Linked DNA regions of Homo sapiens: region 2 is linked to region 1. A link is a contact called in ENCODE Hi-C or POLR2A ChIA-PET data. All regions are on one chromosome and are shown on one strand. Each heading gives the region's core, a stretch centred on a gene start or an enhancer-like site at or near the end of the contact. The rest is flanking DNA. Distances are from core to core; before and after follow the strand shown.

Region 1 (5,008 bases), core at 813-3,312:
TTTAAATTGCATAGTCTCATCTAATTTAAATTTTTCAATTTATATTCACACTCACATAATATTTTTTAAAAGGTCAGATGCAATAATGCTTCTGAAGGTAGTTGTTGAAACAAACTCATTTAACACAAAGTGCTGCCTATGGCACACAAATATGATTTGGTCCTGCCCTGAAGAAGCTTAGGATCAAGTGGTAAAGAAGAACAGCTCTTGGTAAATATTGGTGGCATAGTAAAACATGTTTCTTGATAAATAATATGCCAGGCACTGTGCTGGGTGTCTTGGACACGCTGGTGAATAAGCCCAACATTCCCTGTCCTAGTGAAGTTTATAGTTTAGTAGGGAACGATGACAATTCAACAGGTAATCAAGATGCAATTTCACTTTTAGGTAATCCATAAAAGGGGCACATAATGGGGGCATCTAACCTAGTTTTGAGAGAATTAGAGGCTTTTTACAGGATATGACATTGAAGCTGAGATCTAGGGGAAAAATAAAAAGTAGCCAGGCAAAAATAGGGAGTAGAATCTAGGCAAGAGAAACAGCATGTCAAAGCGTACAAGTGCTAGAACATGGCCAATTTAGGAAAGAGAAAGTAGTTCGGAACCGCTGGAGGCCACCCGCTGTGGGAGGAGCCAGTAAAGGCCAGGTCACCAAGGACATTTTCAGCTATTTAAGTAATTTGGATTTTACCCTAAGGGCCATAAGGAGCCATTAACAGGTTTTAAGAGAATTGATGTGACCAGGTTTACATTTTGGAGGGATTATTCTGGCTGCAGTGTGTGAAGAAGGCATTGGTCAGAGGTAAGACTGAATCTAGTGAAACTTCAGAGGCTCCCTCAGTGACAGTCGGTGATGATGACTGGAACTAGGATGGTGGCAGAGGGGACACAGAGAAGAGGACAGACTCAACAGATATTCAGGAGGTAAATTTGAGGGATGGCTGGTGGGAATTAAAGAAAAGGTGAGGGGTCAAAGATAGCGCCCACATCCTGCATTAAGCAATTGCTGGAAGGCAGTACCATTCACAGAGATGGAATGAAGCAGAAAGTGCAAGTGTGAGAGAGAGGAAACTGAGCTTAGTTCTGGGTCTGTCTATCCGAGGTGGGGTGAGAACCCGGGTGGAGGTGTCTAGGCCACAGCTGGAAATGCAGGTCTGAAGTTCTGTATAGCAATCTTAGCTACATGTTGATAGAAGGAATGAGAGTGGATATGATGATCTATACGAGTAGGGTGAAAAGTAGGAGGAAGAGATACCCTGATCATGGACAGTTGACAGAGAATACCAAATGAATCTCAAATAAAATGACCCTGTACTTCATTTGAAAGTCAAAGGAAAAATCAGGTAGATAACTGAGGAAAAATTTTCCTTATCTTCCACCATTCCCCCTTGATGCTGCTTCTGCTCTTGGCAAACTGCATGTTTTGCTGTTCTTAAGAGACACAACGAACTTTACATCTTCAAGGATTGGATCATTTTATCCCTTCCTTTTTAAAAAAGGCCAAGCACAATACAACCCATGCCCTTACCCCACCACACAAAAACTGCTTTTCTTATTTTCCTTCCTAGATTATAGACTTCTTGAAATCATGGATAATTCACCATTTTCTCATCCACAGCCCACAGCACACACTCGTAGATAGAGGGTACTTGGTAAATACTTGTTTAATAAATAAGTGGCAAATGTTTGAACAGGAGAGATTGACTCACTGTGCTCAGACAGGCATGCTTTGTCCTGCAGGAGAAACTGAAGGTTATTCTTTGTATGAGGATTTGGCATTCTGAAAGCACAGATGAGCGGGGATGTTTCTCCAATGTGATAATCACCAAAGGGCAAGGGTAAGAGTCATTATGGTGTAGTACAGGATGAAAAACTAAAAAATTCCAAACGCACAAAAACGTTACCAGATCAAGAAGCTCCCAGGGTGTGTGGGTGTGTAGAGTGTAATGGAAGAAGTACCCTCTAAAGAGGCTAAGCGGGGAGTTCCTTTTGACACACCACAAGCACCACAAGAAGTGGCCCTGTAGCTAGAAGAACTCTGAGTGTGGTCATCAGAAAATTCCAGATTACTAATGAGTCAAGAATCTGAATGTGAACTGAAGACCTCATTTCCAAGCCAACCAAAAAAAAAAGTACACTCTATAAATTCTAAGCCCATGTTCTTTCCACTACACCATGCTGTCTTCTGAGAACTGAAGTTAAATACAATTTAAAAGAGGTGCTACAAAACGTAGTCATATCAAAAAGGGTCCCTGCAGATCTGCTCAGTATTAAAATGCAGGTTCTTTGACAGAAAGAAATTAGAAGGCTCTGGATTAGAAAATGAAAAAAATCTGCTGATGTCACTCTGCCTGAGGCTTGAAAAGAATAAGAACATGCCTGCTACTATAGGTAATGGGATGCTCTCAATTTATTCCAAGTCATAAATGTTTTATTTATTACTTTAGGACTGTAAAATAAGACAAGTTGTTATTCCAATAGCAACTTTACATGGAGAGAAAAACCACCTTGATCTGTCCTATTTCCCAAAAAGAATATTTCCAACTACAGTCTAGAGGCAAATTGTACAGCAATTTCTACCACCAGCTTTTCCCTTGGTGCATGCAAACACAGTCTTTGCTTTAAAAAAAATAGATTTCAAGTTTAGACGTTTATAACAACCACTTCAACTTATCCAGGCTTCCTAGAATAATTAATCATGATATTGCCAGTGGCTGTGCCCATGGTTGCCCATGGAGCAATAGGAATGAAAGAAATGGGAGCAAAGACAAAAATGAATCTTAAAAGTGTGTGCAGAGGGAGAGAGCTTTTCTAAACTATATATTGCATAGCCCTCCCCATTTCCCGGACTCCCTACCCAAACAGATAATGGGAAAATAGTGACCAGCTCTGCCTTTCTGACAGAAAGACAGCTGATCCAGCAGGAGGAAATGCATCTTGCTAAGGAAGAATGCTTGATCTTTTCGGCCGACAGAATCTCCATTTGGATAGAAGGTATGCAGTGTAACAGGTCAGAAAGCCAAGGGAACAATGAAAATGTTAATGATTTTTAAAAGGATTTTAGGGCCTACCAGTCTGGTCTTCCCCATTTAACCAAACAAGGTTATCTCTTCTTGTTCTCCAAACCACACCATCATGCACTACCTGCTACCAAAGAAATTTGTATCTTCTTACCTCTCCCAAGCCCAATGCAACAAAGAAGTTTCCTAATGTCATGAAAGCATAAACGGTCAGGAAGAAATCCTATTGACAACCATATATTAAGTGGTGGCTGTCTTCATTTCAATGCCCCTTAGAGTGCTTAGAAGATGTGAGTGAAAATAAGGGCCACAGAGGCAATTGCATTAAAATTTCAACATCTGCATTGCTGATGGTGAAAAGTTTAGCAAAAGAAAAACAGCTAAAAATTCTACTATCAAATGCAAAGGACAAATATACAGCACTGCCTCCTACACTAGTAAAAACTACACCAACTTGTGTTCAGGAATTTTTAGGTCAAATGTGTGAACCCAAAATATCTGAGACAGGTCTCATTCAATGTAGAAAGTTTATTTTGCCAAGGTTAAGGACACAGCCATGACACAGCTTCAAGAGGTCCTGAGTACTCGTGCCCCAAATGGTCGGGGTACAGCTTGCTTTTATACATTTTAGGGAGACATAATAACAGCAATCAATACATTTAAGATTTACATTGAGTGTCAGGCTTCTGAGCCCAAGCTAAGCCATCGTATCCCCTGTGACCTGCATGTATATGCGTCCAGATGGCCCGAAGCAAGTGAAGAATCACAAAAAAAGTGAAAATGGCCGGTCCCTGCCTTAACTGATGACATTACCTTGTGAAATTCCTTCTCCTGGCTCATCTTGGCTCAAAAGCTCCCCCACTGAACACCTTGTGACCCTCACCCCTGCCAGCCAGAGAACAACCCCCTTTGACTATAATTTTCCACTACCTACCCAAATCTTATAAAATGGCCCCACCCTTATCTCCCTTCGCTGACTCTCTTTTCGGACTCGGCCCACCTGCACCCAGGTGATTAAAAAGCTTTATTGCTCACACAAAGCCTGTTTGGTGGTCTCTTCACATGGACACGAGTGAAATTTGGTGCCATGACTCAGATCAAGGGACCTCCCTTGGGAGATCAATCCCGTCCTCCTGCTCTTTGCTCCATGAGAAAGATCCACCTACAACCTCAGGTCCTCAGACCAACCAGCCCAAGGAACATCTCACCAATTTTAAATCAGGTAAGCGGCCTCTTTTTACTCTCTTCTCCAACCTCTCTCACTATCCCTCAACCTCTTTCTCCTTTCAATCTTGGTGCCATCTTTCCGTCTCTACCTTCTCTTAATTTCAGTTCCTTTCCTTTTCTGGTAGAAACAAAGGAGACATGTTTTATCCGTGAACCCAAAACTCCGGCACCAGTCACGGACGCAGGAAGACAATCTTCCCTTGGTGTTTAATCACTGTGGGGATGCCTGCTTGATTATTCACCCATGTTTAAGAGGTGTCTGATAACCATGGGGACACCTTCCTAGATCCTTCACCCTTAGTGGCAACCACCATTTTTTGGGGGGCAAGCACCCCCCACCCCTTCTCTCCATGTCTCTACCCTCTCTTTTCTCTCCACTTTCCTGGGGGGCAAGCACCGCCCACCCCTTCTCTTCGTGTCTCTACCCTCTCTTTTCTCTCCACTTTCTTGGGAGGCAAGCACCCCCCCACCCCTTCTCTCCGTGTCTCTACCCTCTCTCTCCTCTCCACTTTCCTGGGGGGCAAGCACCCCCACCCCTTCTCTCCATGTCTCTACCATCTCTTTTCTCTAGGCTTGCCTCCTTCACTATAGGCAACTTTCCACCCTCCATTCCTCCTTCTTCTCCCTTAGCCTGTGTTCTCAAGAACTTAAAACGTCTTCAACTCACACCTGACCTAAAACCTAAATGCCTTATTTTCTTCTGCAATACTGCTTGACCCCAATACAAACTCAACAATGGTTCCAAAAAGCCAGAAAACGGCA
Region 2 (5,008 bases), core at 1,652-4,151, 53 kb after region 1:
GAGTGCTGGGATTATAGGCATGAGCCACTTTGACCGGCCTAGATTACTTTTTTTTTTTTTTTTGAGACAGTTTCACTCTTGTTGCCCAGGCTGCAGTGCAATTGCACGATCTCGGCTCACAGCAACCTCCACCTCCTGGGTTCAAGTGATTCTCCTGCCTTAGCCTCCCGAGTAGCTGGGATTACAGGCATGCACCACCACGCCCGGCTAATTTTGTATTTTTAGTAGAGACAGGATTTCTCCATGTTGGTCAGGCTTGTCTCGAACTCCCGACCTCAGGTGATCTGCCCACCTCAGCCTCCCAAAGTGCTGGGATTATAGGCATGAGCTATGGCTCCCAGCCTAGATATACTTTTTTTTTTTTTTTTACATTCATGTAAAAAATGGATACTGTAACTTTACTAAATACACTTCCTTGGTATAGTACATTTTGTAGTTGTTAGGATTTTCCATGTATGCAATCATGTCATATGCAAATAAGGGCAGTTTTACTTTTTGCTTTTCAATCTCAATATTTTTTATCTCTTTATTTCTTTATATTATCAATTAGTATTTAAGGGGACTATTGCATAGAATTGGTGAGAGTAGATATTCTTGTCTAGTTCCTGATTTGGGGAGAAAAGCATTCTGAATCTCACCGTTAAGAGTTATCTTAGCTATATATTTTTCATAGGTGCTCTTCATCAGGTTAAGGAAGTTTCTTGCATTTCTAGTTTTCTGGGAGTTTTTATCATGAATCGTTGCTGTATTTTTTTGGCATCTATCTGTCTGCTCCTATGCTAGATTTAGGACTGGGATGAGAGTCCCAGTATAAATAGCACTGAATCCACTGGCAGAGGCTATGTGACACAGGAAAATGGAACAGACAAGCTTGGGGTTACAGACTCAGACAGTCATTGACGCTCTTTCTCCCAAACCTCCCTGAAGCTATTTGAAATTTTCCAGTTAAAGGAGGCTTAATTATTCCCATCACAAATACTCCTGAAGCACAAAGGACTCATAATATAATGAATATCAATTTGGTTAGATTGTTTTCCTAACATCAAACTGACAAGCACTGAGGAACTCGGAAGAGGTGTGAGAGGTAACGTTGAAACCCAGTAAGCCCTGGGAGGGGCAGGTTAAGATGAGCCAGCAGAGCGGGAAGCAATCCAAGAAGAGGAGAGAGATGTCAAAGAAAGGAAGAGAGAGGAGGCCATAGATACGTTTTACATTCTCATTGAGAGCCCTGGTGATAACCATTATGCCACTGAAATCCTGTTCTCCTACATTAATTCTTTCTTAAACAAGCAAGGTTACAAACAAGTATTTTAAAACAAAATTATGCTGTGAGCTGTTTTTGGCAAGTGTGCCCAAGGACTATTTTGGAAGACTGAATCCTCATTCAGTTCACAGCTATCTCTCTAGTCCAGATCGCTCCAATCAGGCTCTCCAGCATATTATCTTCCAGACCAGCACTAATCACTGTGTGCTTTATAGAGCACTATTTCAGAGGAGAGTTAATAGATATACGTACACACTCAAAAAAAAAAACCCCGAGAAAGAACAATAATTCCATGAGTGTTGCTAAACATGTATGTTTATATTAGAATTCAATAGGACTGTGGATATACAAATGAGCATAGTGAATTTTCAAAAGGATATTATAGTACACAGCATTGTATGTGGTATTTAAGTTGGAAATAAAACTCAGACTTCTGGACTTCGAGTCTAGTGGATTCAAGAGGTCTGGTAGAAATACTACTTGACTTCAAGACAGAAAGTCCACTTTCAATTTCCAGCTCTTCTGTTTAGTGTCTATCTAGGGGTGGTTATTTACAATTTCTGTCTTTCTTTCTTCATCTATATAAAGATAATTATTTGACTTACCTCATAGTGTTAATCATAAAGATTAAATTAGTATATGTAAAATCACCTAGTCAATATCTGATGCTGAATAAATGTAAGTTCTCCATTTAATTCCAAACCACATTCTCTTAAAGAAAAGGCAGATTTTAAAATTTCATTGTGAATTGTATAACTAATATAATCACCATGAATTATCAACAAATTAACTGCAATCTAATTAATATTTACAGTATTACATATAGAAACTGACCTAATTTAAGGTCAGTTAACAAGTAAAAGGAATATGAGTTAACATTATACATAAGATATTTAATGTATATATAACACATGAATTGCCATTCACATTATGAACATTCTAGGGAATTCTAGTTCCTGCATGAGACAGACAGAATGACCCAAGCCTTTAGGGGAACACTGTAGTTTGTGAGTTTAGAATAGAAATGAAGCTTATTGATCCATTGGTAGGAGAATATCAGTGCAATTGTAGCAAAACAAAGCAAATATTGAAAGAAAAGGGGTACTTTGAAGCAGCATAGCAAAAGAAAAGGCACACTCCACACAATTCAAGTTCTTGCCTCATATATTGGACATTTGACCTTGGACATTTCGTAGGGTTTTACTTGCTTTAAATATGAAATGGAAATAACACTTCCCCTGCCTGGCGGCAGGGGCTGGATCAGATTCTCTTTTTCCCTTCTTGGTGCTGCATTTCCTTTGCACGGCTTTAACTTTTGATCTTGGCCTCATTGTCCAAAACTACTCAATGTCCAAAACTGCAAAACGGTATGGGCAACTACAAAATCCTACTACTAACTGTGTATGTAATTGCTGAGATTAAGTTTTGTGACTTAGAATTCTCTGATGTGAATCCTAAAGCTCTCAATTTGCTCATTATGCCCACATAGTCTCTTATCTTAGACCTTAAGAGGAAAGTTTTAATCCTTGCAGCTTTAAACCAAGGCATTTGAATCTTAGTCGGTTGCTTTGGTAGTGCAGCCAGCCTGAAGAGCACACCACTAGGTGGCGCTGAAGATCCGGCTGTAGAAGGAGAATTGTCCATAAACAGAAAAGCGTTTTTCCCTCTGGGTTCCTCTATTAGCCAGCGCCAGCCTAGTGTTTGCTTTATTGTCAGGGATCTTGGAGATGTCTTGGCTTGAGTCTGACGCAAATAGTCCCCCTGCAGTGCTCAGCAGTTTGTAAAGGGGGTCTGGGGCCTGGCAATAGTCTCTCAAAGGCCTTATGAAAAGATCATTAATGACCCTCACTTTCTGCCTCCTCCCTCCACCTTCCCTCAGTCCCCAAGTCTGGCGGCCTATCCTGTGCTTCTTCAACCATTCATTCAAGCATCTACTGCATGCTTTTTTTTTTTTTTTTTTTTTTTTTTTTTTTTTTTTTTTTTTTTTTTTTGAGACGGAGTTTCGCTGTCGTCACCCAGGCTGGAGTGCAATGGTGCGATCTCGGCTCACTGCAACCTTCGCCTCCCAGGTTCACTGCTTCAGCCTCCTGGATAGCTGGGATTACAGGCACGCGCCATCACGCCCAGCTAATTTTGGATTTTTAGTAGAGACAGGGTTTCACCATGTTGGCCAGGCTGGTCTCGAACTCTTGACCTCAGGTGATCTGCCTGCCTCGGCCTCCCAAAGTGCTAGGATTACAGGCGTGAGCCACCACACCCAGCCTATTGCATGCTCTTATGGATCAGGCATACAGCTAGTAGTGCTGTGGTTTGAGAGACACATAACTTTAGCATTTCTTTCTCGATCTGCCATTAGTACCGAACCCAGGTACGGTGCATTAGGGTGACTGCTCAGGCTCTGCACTTAGGGGATCAGGCTGCTGGCAGCTAAGCTGTATTTCAAGGATGGGATAGAGTGGATATATTGTGTTTCTTATATTTACAACCAGCCCAGAATCCCTCCCTCCTCCAAAACACAACATCTGCATGAGGGCCTATAGCCTCCGTCCATCCTCCCATATCCATCTTCCATTCTTCACCTTTTTTTTTCTCTTTCGCATAGCTCTTGATACTATTTTAATTGAACTCTAAGGCAATGTAGTCTTTGGTCATTTTTTTTTAAGTAAAAAGTCTGTTGGGAATACACTTATAAATTGGAATATTACTCAGCAATGAAAAGAAATGAGCTATCAACCTATCAATTAAAAGACATGGAGGTGACTGGGTGCTGTGGCTCATGCCTGTAATCCCAGCACTTTGGGAGGCTGAGACACGCAGATCACTTGAGGTCAGGAGTTCAAGACCAGCCTGGCCAACATGGTGAAATCCCCATTTCTACTAAAAATACAAAAATTAGCCAGGTGTGGTGGTGTGCACCTGTAATCCCAGCTACTTGGGAGGCTGAGGCAGAAGAAATGCTTGAACCCAGGAAGCGGAGGTTGCAGCCTGGGTGACAGAGTGAGACTCCATCTCAAAAAAAAAAAAAAAAAGAAAAAAAGACAAGACAAGACATGGAGGAAACTTAAATGCATATTGCCAAGTAAAGGAAGCCAATCTGAAAAGGCTACATACTGTATGATTCCAACTATATGATGTTCTGGGAAAGACAAGGCTATGGAGACAGTAAAATGATCAGAGGTTGCCAGAGGTTCAGGGGGAGAGAGGAGGAGATAAATAGGCAGAACACAGGGGATTTGTGGGGCAGTGAAACTATTCTGTGTAATACCATAGTGGTGGATACGTGTCATACATTTGCCAAAACCCACAGAATGTACAACACAAAGAATAAACCCTAATGTAGACTATGGTTGTTAATTAATAATGATATAGCAATATTGGCTCTTCAATTGTAACAAATTGTTGCAAGGAGTTAATAATAGGGGAAACGGGATGAAGTAGAGAATATATGGGGACTCTACTTTCTGCTTAATTTTTCTGTAAACTAGAAAAGTCGATTAATTTTTACAAATGCCTGAGAGGGGCTGGGCGCAGTGGCTCACACCTGTAATCCCAGCACTTTGGGAGGCCGAGGCGGGTGGATCACCTGAGGTCAGGAGTTCGAGGCCAGCCTGACCAACATGGTGAAACCCATCTCTACTAAAAATACAAAAAATTACCTGGGTGTGGTGGTAGGCACCTGTAATTCCAGCTACTTGGGAGGCTGAGGCAGGAGAATTGTTTGAACCTGGAGGCGGAGGGTTCAGT

What was found. Hi-C counts contacts between places; a loop is a spot of excess contacts on that map. ChIA-PET counts read pairs that join two places held with the same protein, here RNA polymerase II (POLR2A). Pooled maps may share reads with other maps.
Region 2: a loop to region 1 is called in a pooled map, with 2.1 times the contacts of the local background. The contact joins two enhancer-like sites. A Hi-C loop is called at or near these places in 1 of 168 maps with a recorded cell type or tissue (ovary), 1 of 37 single-sample maps with no recorded cell type and 2 of 50 pooled maps. POLR2A ChIA-PET finds 5 or more read pairs at or near these places in 4 of 52 experiments (H1, OCI-LY7, Panc1 and 1 more).

What each region holds. Positions count from the first base shown.
Region 1 is chr7:141,583,130-141,588,137 of GRCh38, reverse strand. The region is part of intron 2 of AGK (acylglycerol kinase); the gene reads right to left. Among named protein-coding and RNA genes, the nearest start is that of AGK, 34 kb to the right of the region's middle. RefSeq lists enhancers at 433-989, 1,547-2,103, 2,029-2,168, 2,662-3,217, 3,218-3,775. Within about 2 kb of position 2,062, at least 7 of the 41 ENCODE cell types and tissues checked have a DNase peak (open chromatin) inside an H3K27ac peak, as active enhancers do.
Region 2 is chr7:141,531,369-141,536,376 of GRCh38, reverse strand. All of the region lies in intron 1 of AGK-DT (AGK divergent transcript), which reads left to right. Among named protein-coding and RNA genes, the nearest start is that of AGK-DT, 17 kb to the left of the region's middle. Within about 2 kb of position 2,901, at least 2 of the 41 ENCODE cell types and tissues checked have a DNase peak (open chromatin) inside an H3K27ac peak, as active enhancers do.